Linked DNA regions of Mus musculus: all the other regions are linked to region 1. The links are chromatin loops, found by intact Hi-C in ENCODE. Cell type or tissue: heart. All regions are shown on one strand.

Region 1 (8,000 bases):
TCAACTCGACACAGCTGGAGTTATCACAGAGAAAGGAGCTTCAGTTGAGGAAATGCCTCCATGAGAACCAACTGTAAGGCATTTCCTCAATTAGTGATCAAGAACTACTTTTTCCTTCTACAAATTGATAAGAATGTAACAAAGGATCCTTTGTGAGCCAGAAAGAAGCCCTCACCAAATTGGACTCATTACCTTCTAAATTGCAAGACACATTTCTTTGTTTATATGCTATTCCCTATTAAGGATCTCTCCCTCTCCCCTCTCATTCTCTCTCTCTACCCCCCTCTCCTTCTTATCCACTATGATATTAACAACTTTTGTCCACAGTGTCACCACCACTTGTGGGTGGAACCATCTCTGGGCTTGTAGTCTTGGGTTCTATAAGAGAGCAGGCTGAACAAGCCAGGAGAAGCAAGCCAGTAAAGAACATCCCTCCATGGCCTCTGCATCAGCTCCTGCTTCCTGACCTGTTTGAGTTCCAGTCCAGACTTCCTTGGTGATAAACAGCAGTATGGAATTGTAAGCTGAATAAACCCTTTCCTCCCCAACTTGCTTCTTGGTCATGATGTCTGTGCAGGAATAGAAACCCTGACTATGACATATACCCTCTGAAGAGTCCACAGGATTACAAAGGCCACACAATCACAGAAAATATCTGCAGCTGGCAAAATCACATCCCCACCAGAGCACGAGGCAAATCATAATCAGCTACTGGGGGAGGGGGAACAACCTAAGATAAAAAAAAAACATATTCTTATAATATTTCTGTGTTTTTTAAAGAAGCCAAAGTTCCAGAATTCTCACTAGAGAAGAGGGCAGCCACATTCCACAGCCATACTGAAACGATGGGCTCCTTGTCACTGTTTTGTCCTCAGTGGACAGTGGTTGAGTTTCATACCTGCTCTTCCAATAATTCCTGCCACAGAATACTGATTTCTTGCAACCTGTTCCAACGTTCTTCAGTCCAGCGGCATACAGCTGTCCAGCGCTCACCCAGTTTCTAGGGAAGGGAGAAGCAGTCTCTGTCAGCCCAGCCAGGAGACACAATTACTACAGTTTTCCAAAACACCAATCTACAAAAAATACTTTTAAGTACATATATGAGAAAAAAACTAACTTTCATAGGGTAGACTTACTTAAATTACTCAGAGATGAGGAAAAAAAAAAAACTAGAATTCCTGTTCCTACTTCACTGTAAGGTTTGTATGGGAATGCAACATTTCACATGTATTTGAAAATTGGGTATATGTGTCTGAGGGTTGTTGTATTTTTTTTTTTCAACCACTGCTACAACCACAATCTACATGTTTACTTTCTATGCTTCAAACCTTCCAGGCTATGGTTGCCTTCACCAATTCTTCAAGTGACTGTTCTGGGGGAAGCCTGGGAGTCACTTGAATGAGTTCTGGTGCTTTTAAATGTTGTCACCATTATACACAAGGGAGCAGAATAACAATCTCATGCCTTCACTGCAAGGACTCGAATGAAACAAGGAATGCCTAGCTAAGCCTGAAACCACACAATGAGGAGGCCTAACTGGGAGATACAACCAAAAACAGGTGCCATGCTTTGTGTCCCACCCCACCCCACCCCACCCCACCATGAATTCAAACAAGAATTTAACTAAAAAAGATTTGCATAAATAGTATCAAGAAGGTGGAAATTCAGATTGAGGATGGGCTTTGTTTCTGGTTAGGGTGGGGAAATCTGATGTTTTGTTTTGTTTTGTTTGGTTTGGTTTTAGGGGGGTTCTAAATCAGGGCACAAAGGTGGCCGATCATGATAAATTCTAATGGATTAAAAAATTAAGGCAGAGACACAACACACACATACACATGTTTCTGTTCTATTAGACATAGCCAAGGGAGAACATTTGTCAGGCTGTCTGAACTGCCAGCCTCCAAAACTGTGAGCTAAGTAAACTTTGTTCTCTATCAAGTAGCCTGCCTCAGGACCTTCATTACAGTAACGAAAAGATGATTAAAGGAGTCTACTTTTTTATACCCTTCTGTACAAACAAGGATGCCCAGGAGGAACAATACATGGACCTTGACCAGAGAGTGGATCTGAAGGGCATCCTACTTCTCAAGGTCTTACCTGTAACTGATCTTCCAGAAGAGCTGTGGCACTCTCCCCACTGTTTTCATCCACAATCACCACCATGTGAGTTAAGGAATTTACCTTCACCTGTTCAGCTTCAAGGTCATTTTGCAAACTCTAGAGGAAAAAAGAAAAGATAAACTATGATATCTGCTCTTCCTCATTTACCTATTTAAAAATCCGCTTCTTCACGATAGTAATTAAGGAACCTAATGAGGCATGGTATTGCCATTCCCAACCATTACCCTAAGTACCATACTAAAGAAAGAAACCTGAACACACCCTTACATTTCATTAGGAGCCAGAGTCTGCGAGTGCAACTTCAAAACCAATTGTAAATGTGTGACAATGTGTGCCATTTTCAGTCCTAATTCTTCCCAAAAAAACAAGTCGAGGTAGAAGAAGATGAGAAGGAAGAAGGAAAGGAGGAAAAGAAGAAAATCTGTGTCTATTCTAGGAATTAAAATAAAAATATATCCATATGCAGGTATCCCAGCACTAAAGAGGCAGGGACAGGAGGATCGCAGTGAGTGCAAGGCCATCGTGGTCTACATAGAAAGTTCCAAGTCAGCTAGTGGTACACAATGAGACACTGGAAAATAAAAAAGACAAAAATGTAGACCTGACTACTCTAAAAACCCAGAGTTTAAGCAAATAGAATCAGAGGTCATTTTCTGTAGTTCCATAATGTGCAAAATGAGGAAAAGGCTGTATGACTCATAGAAGCTATTCTGATTAGCTCCCCAAGAGAGCAACCAAGAACAAGCATATGGACACCTTCACTTCCCTCTTCCACAGGAAGAGAACAGTCATTAGACATCTGTAGAGAGTAATTGGTTTAAACAGTAGCAAGAGTATGGTGAAATGCCTCTTGGGTAGTGTTTCATGTGACCCTAAAGCCTTAGTATCAGCTATCTAGATGTTTCACTGATCAACAAAATTCTACCTTTCTTCTGCTATAAAAACCGAACCACTCATCTCAGAACCAAACCACACTGTCCACCATGTGCTGGTTCCTCACTCAGCACTTCATGCTCTTCTGAAAAGAGGTAACGGGGGGCTAGAGAGATGGCTCAGCGGTTAAGAGCACTGACTGCTCTTCCGGAGGTCCTGAATTCAAATCCCAGCAACCACATGGTGGCTCAAAACCATCTGATTCCGTCTTCTGGTGTCTGAAGATAGCTAGTGTACTTACATATAATAAATAAAGTAAATCTTTTTTAAAAAGAAAAAAAAAAGAGGTAACAGTCTCCCTGACAGGATTGGGTATATATCCTAATCCTAATTAAGTATAAGTATATATCCCTGTTTCTTTCTCCACCCACACTGTGTATTCCTGCCCATATGTTCAGGTTCTCATGCACTTGTGAGTCCAAAACCACCCTTGCCTGGCTGGAGAGATGGCTCAGTGGTTAAGAGAACCAACTACTCTTCCGAAGGTCCTGAGTTCAAATCCCAGCAACCACATGGTGGCTCACAACCATCCGTAATGAGATCTGATGCTCTCTTCTGGTGCATCTGAAGACAGCTACAGTGTACTTATAATAATAAATAAATTAATCTTTATTAAAAAGATTTATAAAAAAAATAAAACAAAACAAAAAAAAACAAAAAACAAACAAATCACCCTTGCCAAATGTGACAAATGTCACACACTTTCAGAAGAAAGACATGGACATGTGTGCAAAGCTGTCTCTTTCCAAAATGTCACCTCCCAACGAACACCTTCTGAATAAAAAGCAACAGGGAAGAAGTAGCCCAACTCCACACCGAGAGAAGCCATCAGGCCCCGGGTCAGCTCAGCACTCTTCCTACACAAGGAAGTAGAAAAGGAACAAGCAGCAAATTTACTTTATGTTCTTGAAGCAGCTTCTGCAGGGAGGGCAGGTCATCACCCAGCGGGAGGCTCTCCATCTTCTGAATGCGCTCTTCTGTGAGGGCCAGCCAGCTTGAGAGCTGCTGCAGCTGTTTCTTCTGCAGCTCCATCAGAGCGTCGTGCAGCCTGGCCAGGAGGACAGAGTGTCATTCCCTCGGGCTTGTCCCCTGGCACGGGCACCCACTCTGAGCACCAGGGAAGCGGGGGCAGGAAAACACAGCCTTGTGTACCCTAACCATCCAAGTAGCAGAGAGTCCATCAGTATAGAAACTAAGGGGGAAAGCTCTGATTTGATTCATAACTGGAGTTCATTAAGGGCAGTCAGGAATATAAATAACAGCTCCCTGTATTCAAAACAGAATCATTGTTTCTACACTCAGGAATTCCTGGCGTATTAAATTGGTGGAAACGGCACCGGAACGCGAATCACAACGTGGAAAGTGAAACAGACCATGGTATAAGCCTGCTCTTTAAACTGTTACAGACCACTGAACAGTAAGTAGGCCCGTGGCACACTGTCCTGTGGTGACAGCCTCAATGAGGGGGCTGTCTAAATGAGGTTAACCTGAGGCCTTGTCTGTGGGGAGCTGCATTGATTATTAACCTAATTGATATAGGAAGGCTAGTCTGAAACCGAGCAGCACCACTCCCTGGTTGGGGCCCTGGACTGTATGAAAGTAAAGAAAGCCAGTTGGGCACTAGCATGGGCACAGTCATTCTTCTCTGCTCCTCACTGTGCAGTGACATGACTACTGAATTCAAGCTCCCACTCCTCGGGGGTCCCCAAAATGAGACCAAAACCTGGAATTGTTAGCTAAAATAAATCCTTTCCTCCCTTAAGTTGCCTTTTTGGCCAGGGTGTTTTATCACTGTAACAAATATAAAATTACAATATCACCCATGCAAAATATAACTTCCCCTCTTACTACCCTCTGCATTCCAACTGTCCTCTATGATCTTGACAGAGATGAGACTCACAGAGCGGTGTGAGGACAGTGGAAGGCTTGCCCTGTACTGATTTTAGTCACAGCCCCGCAGGCCTGTACTTGAGTGTCACTGTGCACTGTGGTCTGGGGAGTCAGGCTCTCGGTCCTTGAGCTCCACTCACCGGGACTGCCTCTCCATGCTCTCCACCCGGAGCGCCTCCCACCTTGCATTCAGCAAGGTCATCTGTTCCTGGATCTCAAACTCCTCCTCCTCTGACAGAGTCCCTTGTGTCATCAGCTGGTTGCCAGCCTGCAGGACGCTCCCCACGCTGCTCTGGTGTGCTGTCAGCTCCATCATAAAAGTCTAGCAAAGGAGATTGTGGTAGTTAGTGAGTCACTTGCTGCGAAGACATGAAACAACAAACTGGTAGTGCATAAGCCCAACAGCAACGCCCCAGAGAAAGGAACCTGTGCAAAGCAAAGACGGAGGAGGCTTTCACCAAAGGTGGAAAGCTCTGAAATGAGAGATTTGGTATTAACCATAACTCAAGAGAAAGCTAGATCAAAGAAAACAATGTTATGGATGATAATAGTAGATTTTAAAAGTTTTACAACTATTCATGGGTGTGTATCCCCATTCACCCGTGAATGTGTCCATGTACACACACCATGTTCAGCATTTCAACACACATATAGGGAATCACAGGACAGCTCATAAGAGGTGGATCTGTCATTCCACCAAGTGAGTTGCAGGGACCGACCTTGGATCATCAGTTTTGCAGCAAGCACCTTTAACAGCTAAGCTATCTCTTAAGTAAATGATGATTATGTTGTTAATGTAAAAATAGAGAAGAAGAAGAAGAAGAAGAAGAAGAAGAAGAAGAAGAAGAAGAAGAAGAAGAAGAAGAAGAAGAAGAAGAAGAAGAAGAAGGAGAAGAGGAGCTGCTTACACACACACACACACACAAGAACCCACTTAACCGTAAAGAATTTCCCATAGAGTGAAAAATCATGATTCTATCTCTAAATAGCAGGTAGCTGCCCTTGCATAAAATCGTGCAGGAACACTGGATATAACACTGGCTTAATCAGACAACAAATAAAAATACTGGCTTTTAGGGTAGCATGAGAAACCTGATTATTTGGGATACTAGTTGGCTATGTTGATTTGCAACTACAGCTCAATATTTCAAAAAGGAACAATGTTCACACTGATTTAATCCTCAGTTCTAAAAAAATACACAAAATGTCACAAGACTGCCTGAAATCTGATTCTCATGAACTGTCGATCACTCCAGTTTTCTAACAAAGCCCACGTAAATAATGCAGGCACTACATCATGATCTTTTTACAGAGCATCATTTGGTAAATACCAAGCCAATGGTGAAGTCACTCCACCTACCACCACCCCTAAAAATCAGGCCCGGCCCTGGAAAAATATGGCTCTCGGCCACAGATATTTACTTCATGGGTAGCAAACTGCTCTTTGACTTCTTCGACATCATCAGAAATGTCATCTTGCTCCTGGAACGTGTCCTCCGCGGACAGCAGCCACGTCAGCACTTCCTCTAGCGCTATCTGGTAGCTGTCCAAATCCATGTCCACTTCAGTGACGGTGCTAGGGGTCTCAGCTCGGGGACTCTGGCCTTCCTCTGCCAGCACTGCACTCTGTGGAAACAAAGCCACAGCAACCATGAACATACAGACGCTCACCACATGAGCAATGTCTGGAGAAACCAAGGTAGGGACTAGGATCTCAGGAGACAACCCCCAGTTTTCAGGAGCTGAGTGAATGAAGCCATGAATTAATCAGAGGACACTGACAGCCAAGAAATACAAAATAGAGTACACACACAAGCGCCACATTGGAAGAGGCATGGAGAGAAAAATATCCCACATGAGTCACTGGACAAAAATAAAACTCCAAATGCCAGTATTTGACTTCAAGACATAGAGAATTTTGATGGAGAACTAAGAACATGCTGGCCCTTGAACAACGGTTGCAGTTTACAGAATAGAGAGCCTGACACTCTGCTTTGACCCCTGCTTAGAATTCTTTAGGGACCCTGCATTCTGGTGCCATGTATTAAACAGTGAACAAGGGCGCACATACAACCTGTGGAACGGATGGGATTTCATGTTTCATTGTTTTGAGGCAACAGCCCTCTAGTGTGTGAGCTGTTCTGTTTGGGGGATGTGGTTTGAGGGTTAGGACTTGTAAAATAAATGTCTGCCGATCTTTCTCTAACTTACTAGTTTCTCTTTATGCACTTAATGATCTTGTAATCAAGCCTACTGGCTCTGCTGTTCCTTTGTTTCCATTCAAACAAAACTTCTTCAAGACGTGTGTAAACTATCCCACATGTACATAAATGAGGAGAATGGTAAAAGTCATGCCTACACATGTTACCACCAAAGTCTTAACAGTCTGCTTCAACAGTCTCAACATTTGCCCCCAAATGACTGAAAAGCTGACAAAGCCATTTTCCCAGACTTACTTTTTAGAGTAATCATACAATTAGCCAATCAATTAAAATGTTTCTGATAACAGCTATGCCGGAATAACAGGCACCAACTGGAAACAAGAGAAGCCAGGTCTCACGTGGTTCTTCCAGAAGCCTCCCAGTGGCTGTGCCTGGAGCCGATCCATCCTGACTTCCAAAGCTCTCCTTCCCAATCCAGTGGCCCTGCCCATCTGCAAGCAGTAACCCTCCTGAACTTCTTTCTCCCTTCTTTCGATATACCTTAACTAAGTGATATCATCTATTCCTATTTGATTTTTAAAAAATAATCTAGATTCGATAGATATTTTATTTCTAGTAAAACTCTCTTCTAACTTTCAGCAGCAATAACATCTGCAGCATCTTTAAAGATATATCAAACCAGACCCACATTTAAACACTCATTTGTTTCACCCACCCCAAAACTTGCCAACACCTACCCCAGGCTCCATGCACCTAGGCACCACAGCCAAAAACCTGGGTGATATACTTGGACACACCCCTCTTTCTTCCCTCTCCCGTGTTTAATCTGCAAACTAGTCCTACCTTCAAAGTTCAACTCAAATCCATGCAGACCTCTCCACTTCTGCACCACCC
Region 2 (8,000 bases), 180 kb after region 1:
TCCACACAGGAGACTACAAATCCCAATCAAGGGAATTGACTAGTTGATTCAGTTCCATGGAACACTGAGGGCCTTTGAGCCCATGGGCCTCTTTCACATTTGCTGGTTGTGAAGGATAGTCTGACTCCATGACAGGCTTCAAGTTGACAGCCTAGGAGACTAGGCCTAAGAACTAGGCAAGTCCAGGCAAGTGAGTTATTAAAAAAAAACAAAAACAAACAAACCTCAAGCTTCAGGCAGCTCGTCAGAAACTAGAAGGTGCCCAGCCACCTATCCTAGAACAAGGACAGTGGGGTCAGCAGGTTTTCAGACCTCCCTGGTAACAGGTTCCAGCCCCCACGCCCCGCCCTGGTAACGGAATGTCCCTAGAGATGGAGTAAGATAAGACCACCTACCCTGGACTTCCTCAGTGACAAGTTCCAGCTCCCACGCCCTGGTAATGGAATGCCCTTAGAGATGGAGTAAGAGCACATGTTTTAAATCTAGCCTGCAAGCTCATTTGGTTGTCTCTCTCTCTCTTGGTAATGGGAGACCCCAGCACCTGGACGTCTGCAGAATAAATACTCTTTATGTTTACATACTGTTTGAGTCTGGGATATCGTTCTTCAGTAAATCATGGAAACTTACACTTGTTATTTCAGGCTAAGAGATGACCCTTTTTCAGGCGGTTCTTTGTAGTGCACCAATGGGATTAAGTATGACACGTAGTCACAGTAAAAACCAGAAAGCCTGTATAGTAGTGGACTTCAATGGGAGTCACACATAAAGTCACCTCGCCGCACTCGGAAGCAGAATATTACGTAATATTTTTTACATCTTCCCAACGATATAGATTTCTTATTTTTTCATACGTAGAATAAACAAATATTAAGGTCAGGTTACATTTTAAATAGCTGAACTGGGTGGGTCAGAATTGCTAGTGTTTAAAAAATGTGGACAACAACCTTAATATAGCTATTTGTGACTAACCCAGTGGGTGTGTGATACCCAGGGGAAAAACAATAAACTCACTCACTGTGTATTTGAAAACTCAGAGTTTATTTTTCTTTTCTTTTCAAGTGAGATTTCAAAACATTACTTTAAAAAACAACAACAACAAAACCCCCAAGACATTATTTAAGGAATTACCCACAATTCTGCCTTTGAAGGTGCTGCCACTGGAAAACTAGGCATTTAAAGACTGTTAAGTGAAACAAGAAATTCAATAAACATCAGAAAAATGCAATCCATGTTTTCCTCCAAAATTCCTGTTTTTGAAATGAAATCTTTTTTTTTAAGATTTATTTATTATTATACATAAGTACACTGTAGCTGTCTTCAGACTCACCAGAAGAGGGCGTCAGATCTCGTTATGGGTGGTTGTGAGCCACCATGTGATTGCTAGAATTTGAACTTAGGACCTTAGGAAGAGTAGTCAGTGCTCTTAACTGCTGAGCCATCTCTCCAGCCTGGAAAAAAAAAAAAAAATTTGTCCTGAAATTTTATGGAAATACAAGATACACTGCATAGATTTCTCGAGCAACCTTGCCATTGTATAAAAACTGATTCATAAATCCTGCTAGCACAGGGATACTTTGATCTGTTAGCCATCTCTATAGGCCACGCCCTCGTTACACTTGCATCACAGCGGCCCCTCTGAATCAATTGTTATAAAGATCTCATAGGCGAGACCACAGAGGGCTGGAGGAGCTCAAGCGCCTGGCTGGGGTGGGGGGTAAGGGGTGGGGGGTGATGACTTCAGAGCCCCCTTGGATCTCGGGTTAAAAGGAGCTGAGCAGAACCGGGAACAGCAGGGCCGGGATCTCAGCGAAGGCTCTAAGGGGCCTGAGCATGGCAAGCACGGCACCCGTAGGTTGGCCCGCTACCCATCTTCTCCCCTCTTGTTAAAACCATTAGATTGCATTCCTGAAGCTAGCCTTCACGGTTTCATTTGTTCACTTCCTCCTCCTAAGGCCGATCACCAAGGTCCAGCTATCAAAGTACTGATGTCCATCAGTCAAAAGCCACCTTTAAGGCTGACCATGCCCAATCAAAACAAACTAATTCACCCTAACACTGATCTCCTCTCCCCTTTATAACCACATTTGCCTCTGGGCCATGGTCTGTCTCCTCTTAGAGGCAGTCTTTTGTTCCTCTGGGCAGAATAAATTCTCCCTTGCTCCTTTTCCTCCCCTCATCCTCCATCTTTTGTCTTTGTCCTTTATTCCCTGCCCTTTGTCCCTAGGGGCAAATAAATCTTTGTGCTGAGAACTTGGTTTTGTGTCCTGTGCCGAATCCAGTCCTTTCACTCAGTACTGGAGCAAGGGACAGGAATGCCTTGAGTTCAAGACCAGCATGGGCTATCTAGTGAGTCTGAGTCTATCCTGGGCTAAATAGCAAGACCCTATTTAAAGCCAACCAATCAAGCAACCAACAAACACCAAACCAAAAAAATATCTGCTTCTCCCAAAATCTCTTGTGCTATGTGTTTGCTAATCACACTCACTTCTGTGTGGCCTTATGGGATGTGTATTAATTATGGATTTTACAAGCATGCCTACTTCTGTGTGTAGTTATGTAGGAGGGAGACTGGAGAACTCAGACAAATATACTTTTTTTTTAATTGCTCTTACTATTTTTTGGTAAATATTTATTTATTTATTTATAATGTATATGAGTACACATGTGGTTGTGAGCCATCATGTGATTGCTGGGAATTTGAGTTCAGGACCTCTGCTTGCTCCGGTTGGCTCCGCAGGCTCTGGCCTAAAGATTTATTTATTATTATATCTTAAGTTCACTGTAGCTGTCTTTAGAGACATCAGAAGAAGGTATCAGATCTCATTCAGGACCTTCGGAAGAGCAGTCAGTGCTCTTAACTGCTGAGCCATCTCTCCAGCCCCTGAGGCAAATATCAACTCTTTCTGTAGCTGATGTTGCTGTAGCTATAGCTGTTGTAGTAGCTATAACTATAGCTGTAGCTGTAGCTGTAGCGCACGAGAGAGAGAGAGAGAGAGAGAGAGAGAGAGAGAGAGAGAGAGAGAGAGAGAATCTACATTCAGGTACATGCACTTGAGTGTCAGTTGTGAGCCACTAAGTGAGTGCTGGGAATTGAACCTGTGTCTTCTAGAAGAACTAGCTCTTAACCACTGAGCAATCTCTCAAGCCCCAAGAAGCAAATATCAACTCTTTCTGTAGCTGATGTTGCTGTAGCTGTAGCTGTAGCTATTGCTGTTTTACTTTCCTTGTTTGAGACAGGCATTACTGTAGCCTGGCTGGCCTGGAATCTACTATGTAACTCAGGCTCCTGAGTGCTGGGATTACAGATTTCCACTAGGCCCAGGCTATCATTTTTTTTTTTTAATTTTTATGTGCATTGGTATTTTGCATACATGTGAATATGTATGAAGGCGCCAGATCCCTTGGAACTAGAGTTGTAGACAATTGTGAGCAGCTGGGAATTGAACCTAGGTCCTCTGAAAGAACAGCTGGTGCTCTTGACCACTGAGCATCTCTCCAGCCCCTCGCTGTGTTTCTTAATACAGCAGTCATTTGTGTGTCTGTGTGTCTACCAAACCTGATTAAAATTTATTTGTGGCACATTTCTACCACATCCTCCAGATGAGGATACAATGAACAGAATCAGGGGTGAACTATGTCCAGGGGATTTGGGGGCCATTCATTTATTCAGTGTTCAGAGAGTGCACGTAACATTCTAGAGGCGCTCACTGTTAGGCTTAGGTCCCAGTTCACACTGGTGAGCACCCAGGGCGGGCCCTGGGCTGAGAGGGCTGACAGAGCAGCCAGTGCTGCCCTGGCCTGACTCACTTCCTGTGTCCCAGACCATTACTGCCCCGGGCAGTCTGCTCACACTGGCAGGCCACTTCCTATGTCTCTATGTGGACTTTAGTCTGTGTGCAATACTGACCCCTATCGCCTAGGATTCAGTTTTAACTATGTCCTTCCTTCCTTCCTTCCTTCCTCCCTCCCTCCCTTCCTTCCTCCCCTCCTTCCTTTCACTGGGGCCTCATTAACTAGCCCTTGCTTGCCTAAAATGTGTTATGTAGACCAGGTTGGTCTCACACTGTCAGAGATTCACCTGCCTTTGCCTCCCAAGTGTTTAATTAGAAGCTTATGCACTTAATTAAAGGCATTCATTTGTATCATTCGTTCAAATGGTGAAACAGCCATCACTCTGTTCTAGGTCTAGAAGCACTGTTCATGGAAATTAAGCTTAAGCCAGATTGGTTCACACGCACACCCCTAAAATAGTCCTGTGCCTAATTGTACAGATATGAATAGATGCATGTTCTCTACCTCCTTTGGTGTCATCCTTACTATTAAACTATCTCGAGATTCCATTTCATCTTAGTCAGAAAGGCTACCATTAAGAAATCACACACGCAAAAAAACCATACCAAACCAAACCAAACCAAACAAACAAACAAAACAGAATAAAACAAAACCTCAAACCAACAAAACAAAACAAAATCAATTAAAATAAATCTCCTCCTTCCAAAAGCTGTGCATAGTAGTGACCCCATGTCTTTAATGTTAACACTTGGGAGGCAGATGCAGGCAGATCTCTGTGAGTTCAAGGCCAGAATGGTCTATATAGTGAATTCCAGTCTATCCAGGACATAGAGAGAGACCCTGTCTCAAAACACACACACACACACACACACACACACACACACACACACCCCTAAAAATAGACCTACCATATAGTATACTACTCCTGGGTGTTTACCAAAGAAACCTAAGACAGCAACCGCAAAGATCTGTGTGCACAGACACATATGCAGGCATGTTTAAAGCTGCACCCCCGCTGCCAAGGAAAGAGGTCAGCCCAGGCACTGAACAGTGGCTGAGTGAATAGAGAAAACTCAGTGTACCTGCACAATCGGGTTTTTGTTCTGCCATATCTCAGAACAAACTTAGGCCATTTTCAGAAGAAAGATGAAACTGGAGATCATGTTAACGGAAACAAGACAGTTCACAAAGACATATACCACAGATTCTCTCTCCTGTGGAATCTGCTTTGGAAATGGATATCTATAAAACTTGAACGTAGATGGCAGTACATGGGAAGAGTAAAGGATTTGAGCACAAGGGTGGGTCGAGCATCACAGAGCAACAGGCTGCATACAAGCAAACCACGGGATACACAGGTTTGAAAATGTCACTATGAAATACATCATTTTGTGCTATGAATATACTAATAAACTTTTAAGAACCCGAGGCATTAAATTTTACTTCCTTTGAATCATTAGCACACGCCTGAAGTACATTGCATGCATTTGAGGTGTTTATCGACTAATTAAAACTCTACCTAAAGATAAACAGCAGCCTGGATGGAGCTGAGGAGGTGGCTCAGCAGCTAAGAGCACTTGCTGTTCTTACAGAGGACCTGGGTTTGGTTCCTGGAGCCCACGTGGCAGATTGTAAACCAACCCCAGTTCCAGGGCACCTGTAGCTTCCTCCTGACCGCACAGCAGGCACCCATGTGGTGTACTTACAGACAACCGCGCATACACACTAAAATAAATGAATAAAAGTGAAAGACCAAAAAGCTAATCAAAACCCCCAAGCCCCAACTGACCGCTGAGGACTGAGAACGCTTCTGGTGTAGGAGTCTTCCAACTGACCACGATGTCTGTTTAACATTGATGGCTCATGCAAACAAACACACACGCATACATGCATACACACATACACACATACATATACATATCCCCCTAACTTCATAGCTGTCTTCAGCATTTGAAAGGAAAATGCGTAACTGAAACAAAGATTATTGACGCCAAAGAAGGGTTTCATCATACAGTTAAAACAATGCTCATGAAAATTATTTCAGTGATGAGTTATTCTGCTTAATGGAAGATCTTTTTTAAATAAATAAATAAAGATTAAAAGATTTGGAGGAAAAGTCAACTTCCTGTCTGTAACTTAAGACAGTTATTAAAAAACAAAAAAAAAAGATAAGGTTTATTCAAACAAACTTACCTCAAGTTTACCAGTAGGTGTCACAATTTAAATATGCTGATATCATTTCCCACAGAGTTCCGAGTTTTTCGAAAAATATTTTTCTACGACTCCAGATAACTGAATGGACCTGAGGAACACGTGAAAATAAATGATCAATGGTAATAACCAACGTTTCCGAGGTTTTATGATTGTAGAGAGGGGTTTATTTAATCAGTGTCTCAACTTATTCAAAAGGCTGGGGAGTTCCTTGAGCCACGCCTACAAAATGTGTTTAAGATCTTGGACTGCTTTGATAAAAAACACTTTTGGAGAGAATAGGGTGGCACACGCCTTTAATCCCAGCACTTGGGAGGTAGAGGCAGGAGGATTTCTGAGAGTTCGAGGCCAGCCTGGCCTACAAAGTGAGTTCCAGGACAGCCAGGGCTACACGGAGAAACCCTGTCTCGAGAAACCAAAAACCAAACCAAACCAAACCAAACCAAAACAAAAAAACCCAAAGAAAATAGGAGAAGATAAAAATCGAAAATATTTCAAATTCTGGGTCTTCATGGTCAAATGGTACATTTTTGAAAGACTGCATGTGAACACGTTAAACTTTGAGGGGGGGGGAAATGAAAAGAAAGGAAAGAAAGAAAACAAAGGGAAAGGAAGAAAAAAGAAGGGGGTGGGGAGCGGACAGAGGAAAGGCAAAAGCGGACTTGTTTTTTTTTTTTTTTTTTTTTTCTTTTTTCTTCTGTGCAAAAGTACTTTTGCAAAAAGTTAGCCAATACCAGACCTCTCCGGGGAGCCTCTTCCCGCCTGGCTCAGGTCGGTTCCTGGAGACACGGTCGCTTCACTGCGGGAAATTGGGCTGCCTTGTAGCAGCGCCCTATTAAGGATTAAAGAACATTTCTTTCAACTGAAATAAGACTTCTAAATTTCCAAAAGCTCTGGACCTAAAAACAACTGACAGACCGCGGCAAGGAACAAAACAGCAACTTTACCAGGAGTGGGGTTCGAACCCACGCAGACATATGTCCATTGGATCTTAAGTCCAACGCCTTAACCACTCGGCCATCCTGGTGCAGGCGTGCTCTCTTCTCTTTGCTGTTCCTACAAAGCTCACAATACCGTCCTCATTTTCCCCAGTTACTCGAGGATGCTTCTGCGCAGGCTGCGCGGCGCTTTCCCGACCCGGCTACAGAGACTCGGAGACTGCCGCCGGGGTTTCGCGCCGCCGCCGCCGCCGCCGCTCACTGTCGCCCCGAGATCTCGGCGGCAGCGAAGGAACTGCAGGAGCAGAGAGCGGGACAGAGCTCTGGGCCGGCGGGCGCCGGCTCTCCTTGCTCACTGTAGGTGCGCGGGCGCGACAAACAAACTCCACAGCTAACTTCTGGGCTCCGGAGCGGAGGTGGGAGGGGTCCCTCGGGCGGTGTAGGCACGGGTCCGCAGGGCAACCATCAGTGTGTTTCTTCTAAATCGAATAGGTTCCCGGGGCCCGGCACCTGTGCGCGCGCGGCTTTCCTTCCTCGCCAGTGTTACCACATGCCGGAAGGAGGTTCCGGAGAAAGAGGAGGTTCCGGAGAAAGCTGTGTGGTCAGGGCAGTGTGGCCCAATCCCCCACCCCCTCCCTGGTTGTGTAGACACTGTCCCCTTTGCTCTGCTTCAAATGCAGGGTCAAGACCTCCTGGATTCCTGCCACCCCTACAGCTCCCCTAGAGGGCAAACTCTTGTTTTAACTTGTCTCCTGTTTTAGCTCCCCTTTTGTTGTTGGGACAAAACACCCACAACAAAAAGCAATTTAGGGTACAGCGGTTTATTTGCATTACTTCGGCTGTTCCTCAAAACCTTGGCTCTACCCCAGGGTTCAGGCTAGGTGTTTCTGCAGCTGCAGGCAGGGAGCTGGTGGCTGAGCCTTGCTCTGGCTGTCCCACCTTGTCCCTCTCCCCTAACCCACCCCCATGTTTGGTTTATACAGGTCTGGTGGCTTCAGTCTTTGACTGTAAACCTAGGATGCACTGTTTCACAAAGTGCCCCACTGTTTCAGACCTCCC
Region 3 (8,000 bases), 76 kb after region 1:
AAACAAAATTAAAGCAAGTTATTCAAACTCCCCCGTTTTATGTAGGAATTGGTTTTGGAATCGCTAAGAGTTTCAAAATCAGGGATCCACACAACAGAAGAAAACGGGCACCAGCATAGGAAAGGATGATTGGAAGGTTTGTCTCAAGACACATTGGCACACACAGGGACACACACAGGCACACACACACACAAATCCTCTCACCCACCCTCTACGGTGGCAGCGTAATAATAAAAGCACACATGCTCTCACAGCAGCCCAGTACGCTAAGATGTGTAGGCCCTGATATTAATATTTGTAATTTTCAGTTATTTGTTTGTGGCTTGTTTTTGCTTTGCTTTGATTTAATTGCATGCTACTAACACACAACGATTTTTATTTGATACAAAAAGGAACTTTTGTACTTTATATTTTTATACTCATAGCAAAAGGGTTACACAGAACACCCAAGGCAGTAACCCTGGTTATGGGGATGGGAGGAAAGGGGGGGAGGGGAGGACATTCTTCTGTCCCATATAATTTTGATTCTGTATAGATTTTTGTTTGAAGGAGTCTGACTCCTTAAGATTGTTCAAAGCATTATTAAGAATTAGGTTTGAAGTGAAACATCCGTTAAAATAAAATGTTCCTCCAAGATGAGAGTAATTTCACCAAAATGGCCACCCTGGCCCATAATCCCGTCACCCCCACCTACCCCCCCCCCAGTTCGATTATTCTGATTTACACAAAAAGCCTGACCTGTGTTCTTTAGCCCTAGACTAGCATTTCACCTCACACAATGGCAGAACTAGGCTATGACTCATCTTCCTCCACCAAACAATGCAAGTCCTGGTGCAGTGGGAAAAAACTACTTAGAGTTGCCAGGTCACTGAACTGTTGAGATGAAGGTCAAAGTGCTGAGACAGGAATGGGGGAGCACTAGACCCAGATCCTATCAAATTACCACACAGTACCTAACATCGATTTCCAACAAGTGCTGAACCTGCTAATGATTGAAACAGGAAGCACCTGGTGCCCTCTAAGCACGGGTCAGAGAAACGGATGGGAAAACATTAAACAGATCCAGGACCATGTCCATGAGCAGCCATTCAAGTGATACCAAGGAAAAATACACAGGAGATGAGGAGGTGAGAGCCTGTAGCTTACATGTCTTTGGGTACTTTTGGTATTTGATATGTCTGATTTGCTTTTCCTAGACACTGATCAGCAGTCCAAGTCCATTATCAATCCATTTATGTCCTACCGGTTACACAACTTATGAATCATAATGTAAATATCTGTGTTTTCCAATGGTCTTAGGTGACCCCTGTGAAAGGGTCTTATGATGCCCAGGGGTCTCAACCCACAGGTTGAGAACCATTGCTCCAGGGTCTTCTTGATGACGATTCTCTGGTCACCTTCTGCCTTTCTTCTCCCCAAATCACTGGCATTCTTGTGCCTTTGTAATTGATAGGCTACCTGGTCTTCAGAACCAACTTCTCAGTTCCCTTTAGCCAGCAGGGTTACAGAGGCACCTCAGGGCCTGCACTATGCTCTCAAGCCTGAGCTCCATCATGGGGTCAAGCATCTGGCAAGTCAGACAACAATGGCCCAGGCCTCTTACCCAGCCCCAGATTTTAGCCCATGCCCCATAGAGGCAATTTTATACTCTTAGCGCTTCCCAGGGTACAGCCTGTACCACCAGGTAGCTACATGTTAACTAAAAGGAATTAAAGAAGACCTCAACATTCAAGGGAAATCAAACTTGCAGGCTGCCAACCCAAGCACCAGAAGAAGCCACTAGAGTACAGGGGAACTTCCTGCCAATGTTTCCAAATCTCCCTCCAACCTTCTCTCCCTCTCCCTTTCTTCTCCCCCTCTCCCTCTCCCCCTTCCTCCCCTCTCTCATTCACTCTTAATCTCTGTAACACACACACACACACACACACACACACACACACACACACACACACACTTCCTGGTGTAAATCTAACTTCTAAAGCTCCCAATTTTCCTTGCTTCATCAGAACATTCCAGTGAGTGAGTCACCCATTCCTTAAGATCACTTTCTTGAGCTTCTCCCTCTCAGCTGTCAATCTCAGCATCACACACCACGCCCTGAACATCAGCACACACTGGAAGCTAAGTCTTTGCCTGATCCTACCCATGGAATCCACTTGCTCGCCCCACAGCACTTCAGACTTCTGCTTCCTCAGGTGGTGACCTGGGTATGGGGGAGATAATGCCTTCTTATCCATCTAGGGTGGAACTAACTGCCAGTTCAGTTGGCACAAAAGTCATCGTCTCCACAGGCCCAGCCACACTGCTCCATCCAGGACACTCCAGAGAGCTATGGCAAAGCTACAAAGTCACTGTCTCAGTTCAGCCACATCAGAGCCTCTGGAAAGAGCCTCAGGATACAGGTGGCTACAATAGACAGCTGGAGTCTTGGATCGTCTGCTCCATCCATCTAAAAAGGAAATGCCAATCTAGGCATGGAGTCTCAGCAGCCAATAAGAGAGTGGGAAGGGTGGCAAGCTAAGCAGGCTCTCCCAAAGTTGTTCCCTGAGCAGGGGAAACCTCAGGCGCATCATCTGGTACTTGACTGTGTGTTCCATCAAAATACCACTTTAACCACTGATTCTATTATCTTTACTTCTATCAAGATCACTGAAGAAATAACGCATTACAAAACTAGAATGAGCCCAGCTTAATTTAAAAGAAAAGATGCTGAACTCCTATAGAATTTGGGACCAGGTAAACACTGGTTTTCTATTTTTATGAAAATAACATCCCTGAAATATTTTTATTTTTTAAATGTTATCTTCACAAAGTCTCTATAGCAGCCAGAGCAAAGGAAGGAGTACTACCTAAACAGAGCAGAACTCAGCCAGGACAGTTTTTAAACTATCTGACCTTGTCATCTAGTAACTTTGTTTACTCCGGCCCATAATTTTCTTCTGGTTGGTCTCTGACTGCAACCACAGCAGCTGCTCCAGACTCTCTGCAGCAAGACAAGGTGTAGGCTGACATCTGGGGCAGGAGAAAAGAGAAGTCCACCAGACTTAAAGGGATTTCAGAAAGGTCACAGTGCCACTGTGACTACCTCTGTTCAGGGAGCGTTCGTCACAGCCCTGAAAGGTCTCATGATTATATGTTGGGACCTTAGAGCTCCTCAGTAAGAAAACAAAGACAGGGGCAATGTAGATAATTGCAGCACACGAACACCCCAGAGCTGTTGGCCAAGAAAGCTCATCTCTAAGAAAACACAAGCTGGCCCTCTTATTTCGGTAGCATGCTTATAGGATACACCTAGTGCAGTGTTCCTATGTTACTACGAACCAAAATATTGAAAGGAGGGAAGAATTGCAATGAAGAGAAGTGTTTTAAAAAAAAAAAAACTACCCTTAATTTTATTTTGTTTTTTGTTTGTTTGGTTTTTTTATGGTTTGTTGTTATCTGGTTTGGTTTCTGTTCTTTTCTAGGGAAAGTATTAACTCAAAGAACTTACAGCACATGAAAACACATCTTTAGGATTTTTTTTTCCCTCAGACAGACCACAGAGCCAGCATATCCATGAATCCATCTAAGAATACATGGATGTCTGCAACGATCAGAAAAACTAAGCCACTCTGGAAATGGACTTTAATTAGGAAAAAGGTCAGGACACCAACCCCCTGGAAGCTCTGCCTTTCCAAGGACAAACCTGTAAGAAACAGAAGCCCCCAGTTTCCCCCACTCACCCCAATGTAGTAAACAGACACCCCAACAATCCACCAACAGTGCAACGCTTCCTTGTGCTCCTTCTCAGCTCTGAACTACATCTGTACTTCCTAGAATGTTGCCTTCCTAGAAAGATCTGTCAACAGTCCACACCTCAGCATCTGACTTGGTGCCTCACACCGAAAATCCAGCTCACCAGAGGTGGAGCTGGAAGACCTAGAGGTCAAGGCCAGCCTGGGCTACATCAGTAGCCTGCCACGGAGGAAAAGTTTCTCTTTAAGAGTAAACAGTCAGGGAGCTGGAGAATGGCTGCTGTGTTTGAGAGCACTGGTTCAATTCCGGGGACTCGGACATCCTCACACAGACATACATACATACATACATACATACATACATACATACATGCATACATACATGCTGGCAAAACACCAATGCATGATTAATAAAAATGAAACAGGAGTAAGCACTCAATACTGAACCAGCTGCCTCGAATAAAGTGGCAAACCTTGGACACAAAGGCGTTCAACAGCTTCAGTCCAAAGAAGAAAAGCACCTGATGTGTGGCCGCTCTTCCGCTCCACAGAGACCTAGTCTCTGGAGGAACAGGCCACCTCTGCCTGTCACAGATAAGCCCTGCTTTCAGCCGCTTCCTGACTTACACATCAGACTTATCGAGAGAAAGTGAGGCTCTGCCAACTCGAACACCCTCTGTCCAAAGCCTCCCTTAGCAACTGCAGTCTGGCCACTGACAAACTTACCGGGGGATCTCCTGCAAGCCTGGAGAGGCACCTGCCCAGGCAGATCCAACCTCCACTTTTTCCAACGAAATGTGGTGGCTGCCAGGCTGCTCATCACCTACAGTGGCTGAGATGAGGGAAACTGTGAAGGAAATCAACACAAAAGCCGCCCGCGAACTGCACACTGGGATGTCCTGTTAGGTTGGGTTTTGTTTTTTTCTTTTTTAAAGTCCCTTTGATTTTTTCCCACGAGAGGATCTGACTAAATCTAACTCCACCTCCCCTCAGACAGGAAGTTAAACTCCGCAGTCAGTTAAGAACTCTTGAGGTACTTTTGGTTTTTAATAGTCACAGCTTAGAGCTTTTGAATGTTCCAAAGCAACTAGAGAGATGCTAACTTTTCTTGTTTGATGGTGTCTGACAGCACACACACACACACACACCCCACTATGCATACTCACAACAGTGTTTACTTTGGTGGTGGTACACGCCTTTACTCCCACACAGGAGGCAGAGGCAGGTGGATCTCTGTGAGTTCAAGGCCAGCCTGGTCTACAGTGTAAGCTCCAAGACAGCCAGGGCTACATAGAGAAACCCTGTCTCCAAAAACCACAAAGGAAAAGAGAAAGAAACTGCTACGGTGGAAAAAAACAATAACCACACAGACTCATATTTTCCAGACTTCTGTTTTAGATGGTTGTTTTGTTCTCTTGACATCATTTGCATATGTGTTCTCCACACACGTGCAAAAGAGAAGGAAAGGTGTTTGTACTGCCATGCCTGCATCCTTAGTATGGATCTAATAGCTTTCTTTCCTCCTCTGAAACAGAATCCGTACCTAGCACAAAGATTCTCACAGAATATGTAACCCTACCAGGGTCCACAGGAGTTCCAAGTAAAAGGAACCTATCTATGTAGCTCAGAAGACCATAGACTTGAGACTCTGGAAAAAACAACTAAGCACTCTGTCCTCTGATCCTCATCCTCCAACGGAATAAGATGGGGTGAGACAGTAAAGAATCAGAATGGCTCCAGTCATGTCACTTAGTCAAAACCCAGTTTACTGCTATAACCCACGTAGTAGGAAATCGTAAGTACACATGCAGAGCCCAAGTCAACAGATATCAGTGTGTTTGCAGACTCTGCAGCCACCCCACCATCAATGCTATAGCCTCCCTTCACTCCTGCAGATAGCAGTCATTCACAGGCTTCCTTGCCCAGCCCAAGGCAGCTACTCCCATCTCCCTCTGGTCTCCAGAGATTCACTGGTTCTAGATACTTCCTATAAGTGAAATCAGCAGAATTTGCTGCGTTGGGTCTGGCTTCTTTCACCTAGCATGTTTGCAAGCCTCTGCACTGAAGCGGACGTCAATATCTCATCGTGTGTGGCAGAATGATGCTTTCCTGCGTGGATAAGGCACGTCGCAGCCTTCATCCGTTCACAGGCAACTGCATTGGGCTCACCTTTGGACTATTATTAACTTTTCAGCTCTAAATATCCGCATGTAAATTACGTCGATGGACACATTTTCACTCCTCCTGGAGATAACATAAATCCCAGGAGGAGAGCCACAAAGGAATTATATAACACTATGAATGTAGTGAAGAACCACTGTGCACTTTTCCAAACTGGCTCTACCACTTAACATTCTCCCCAGCAGTTCCATGACGACACTCCATATCCACTGTCCATCGTAAACCAAAGCATCTCCGTTCCCATAGGCAGAGCTAAGTAGCCAAAGCAACAAGCAAGAATGGAAGCCTGACCCCGCATAATCCCAGAGAAAAGAGGTACCCATCTACAGCAGGAGCCAGCTTCAGAAAGGGACCAGGGAATCCTGGCATAGTTGTGTGGGTCTGCACTTGCTACAGTTTGTCTTCTTAACCAGAAGTAGACCAAATGACTGCAGGCTTTGGTAAGTTATTATTTGTAAATATTCTTCGGGAGAAAATCCTCCAAAAAAGAGCCTTTGTGACATTTATGGGGCAAGGGCATAAGCCAAGTCACCCCCTGTGAGGGTCAGGGAGACACTCAGGGTTGGTCCTAGGGCTTGAACTCTGGTTGCCTGGCCTGGAAGCCAGCATGCTTACCCACTGAGCTGTCACACACAGGTTAAAGGTAACCAAGTTCATATGCAGACAGTAACTTTAAATTACCTTTCCCTATCAAAAGTATTGATATGGGAGAATACAATGACTACTCAAAAAAAGAGTCCAGGGTGGGTATGGGGGACCTTTGGGATAGCATTGAAAATGTAAACGAGGAAAAGAGTCCAAATCAAAGGTCTGATAGTTCTTTCAAACCTTAGCATGTCTGAACAAATTCATGTAGGATGATATCAATTACCTCTTTATGTAACATTCTACTGTAGAATTTAACTTTTTTAATCCTCCCTCATAAAAACCAAACAGAACAAAATCTATATAAAGTACAGCAAAGAAAATACTGCAAGACCATGTGGTGTTTTGAACTGTGCTTGGCCCAGGGAGTGCCACTATTAGGAAGTATAGCCTTGTTGGAGTAGGTGTGGCCTTGTTGAAGGAAATGTGTCACTGTAGGGGTGGGTAATGAGACCCTCTTCCTAACGACATGGGAGCCAGTCTTCTCCTAGCAGCCTTCAGATGAAGATGTAGAACTCTCAGCTCCTCCTGCACCATGCCTGCCTAGATGCTGCCATGCTTCCCGCCTTGATGGTAATGGACTAAACCTCTGAATCTGTAAGCCAGCCCCAATTAAATGTTGTCCTTGGTCATGGTTTTTCTTCACAGCAGTAAAACCCTAAGATAGGACATAAGTTCAAAAGAAAATAGCACTTGGAGCTGGAGAGGTGGCTCAGTGGTTAGGAGGCCTAACTGCTCTTGGGGAGGAACCAAGTGCAGTTACTGGCAACCACATAGCAGCTCACAACCACGAAAACTCTACTTCCAAGGGAGCAAACACCCTTTCCTGGCCTTCACAAACACTGAATGCATACAGGCAAAATAATCATCATAGAAAATAAGAATAATTATTTTACCCAGAAAGAGAAATTATAAACAACAAAAACAGAAAGGCCCTTTTCTGTTTTCCAACGCAAGGCCTCATGTCTTACAACCTGTATTAATAATATGAATCATACATCTTTTAAATTTTTCCATGTCCCAAGGCTGCTGCACTACGCAATCCATTGTTTTAGTTATTTCTTGGCACATGGCTGATTTTGAAAGTGACCATTGAACTTTCATATGTCCAAGAGAACTTTCCACTGTGGGAAATTTTCTAAAACAATCTCACTGAGCTAAATAGAAATGACATCAAAGCTCGAAAGCAAAGAAGCCACACATCGGCCCATTTAGCCACCACCCTGGCTTCTCTGCAGGACCGATGAAAGATGGAGCAACCTTTGGGCAAAGCGCTGGGGCTACCCCTAACCCCTGAGAATGGGAAAAAATGACGTGACCATCAGTTCTCTAGGGTTATCTGAAGGAACTCCTAAAAACCTCTCATGACAGGCTCTTTCCCAAAAACTCTTCGGGCCTGTGGGAACCTGTTCCTCACAGATCTGTTCTTCTGATAGGTTA

What was found. Hi-C counts contacts between places; a loop is a spot of excess contacts. Peaks named below come from ENCODE experiments on the same cell type or tissue, not always from the same donor. Only the 100,000 strongest peaks of a DNase experiment are listed, where the experiment ranks them.
Region 2: a loop joins it to region 1, with 1.8 times the contacts of the local background. A loop is called at or near these places in 4 of 42 quality-filtered maps.
Region 3: a loop joins it to region 1, with 2.3 times the contacts of the local background. A loop is called at or near these places in 3 of 42 quality-filtered maps.

What each region holds. Positions count from the first base shown.
Region 1 is chr10:12,733,001-12,741,000 of GRCm38, forward strand. It overlaps Utrn (utrophin), which reads right to left. Exons shown (of 74, transcript NM_011682.4): 9 at 6,367-6,570; 10 at 5,085-5,266; 11 at 3,952-4,102; 12 at 2,098-2,217; 13 at 899-1,000. Among named protein-coding and RNA genes, the nearest start is that of Utrn, 120 kb to the right of the region's middle. In heart, no CTCF peak of the experiment used is centred here; DNase peaks (open chromatin) are centred at 4,101 and 4,381; H3K27ac peaks cover 2,106 bases.
Region 2 is chr10:12,915,624-12,923,623 of GRCm38, forward strand. It overlaps B230208H11Rik (RIKEN cDNA B230208H11 gene), which reads right to left and starts at 7,504. Exons shown (of 3, transcript NR_038028.1): 1 at 6,951-7,504; 2 at 5,986-6,094; 3 at 1,023-1,448. n-TLtaa3 (a tRNA gene) reads right to left here and starts at 7,030; the gene lies at 6,948-7,030. In heart, CTCF peaks have their summits at 3,901, 6,021 (motif pointing right), 7,149, 7,659 and 1 weaker place; DNase peaks (open chromatin) are centred at 3,818, 7,048 and 7,408; H3K4me3 peaks cover 1,835 bases; H3K27ac peaks cover 2,689 bases.
Region 3 is chr10:12,808,986-12,816,985 of GRCm38, forward strand. The region is part of intron 1 of Utrn (utrophin); the gene reads right to left. Among named protein-coding and RNA genes, the nearest start is that of Utrn, 49 kb to the right of the region's middle. In heart, no CTCF peak of the experiment used is centred here; DNase peaks (open chromatin) are centred at 946 and 4,506; H3K4me3 peaks cover 345 bases; H3K27ac peaks cover 3,702 bases.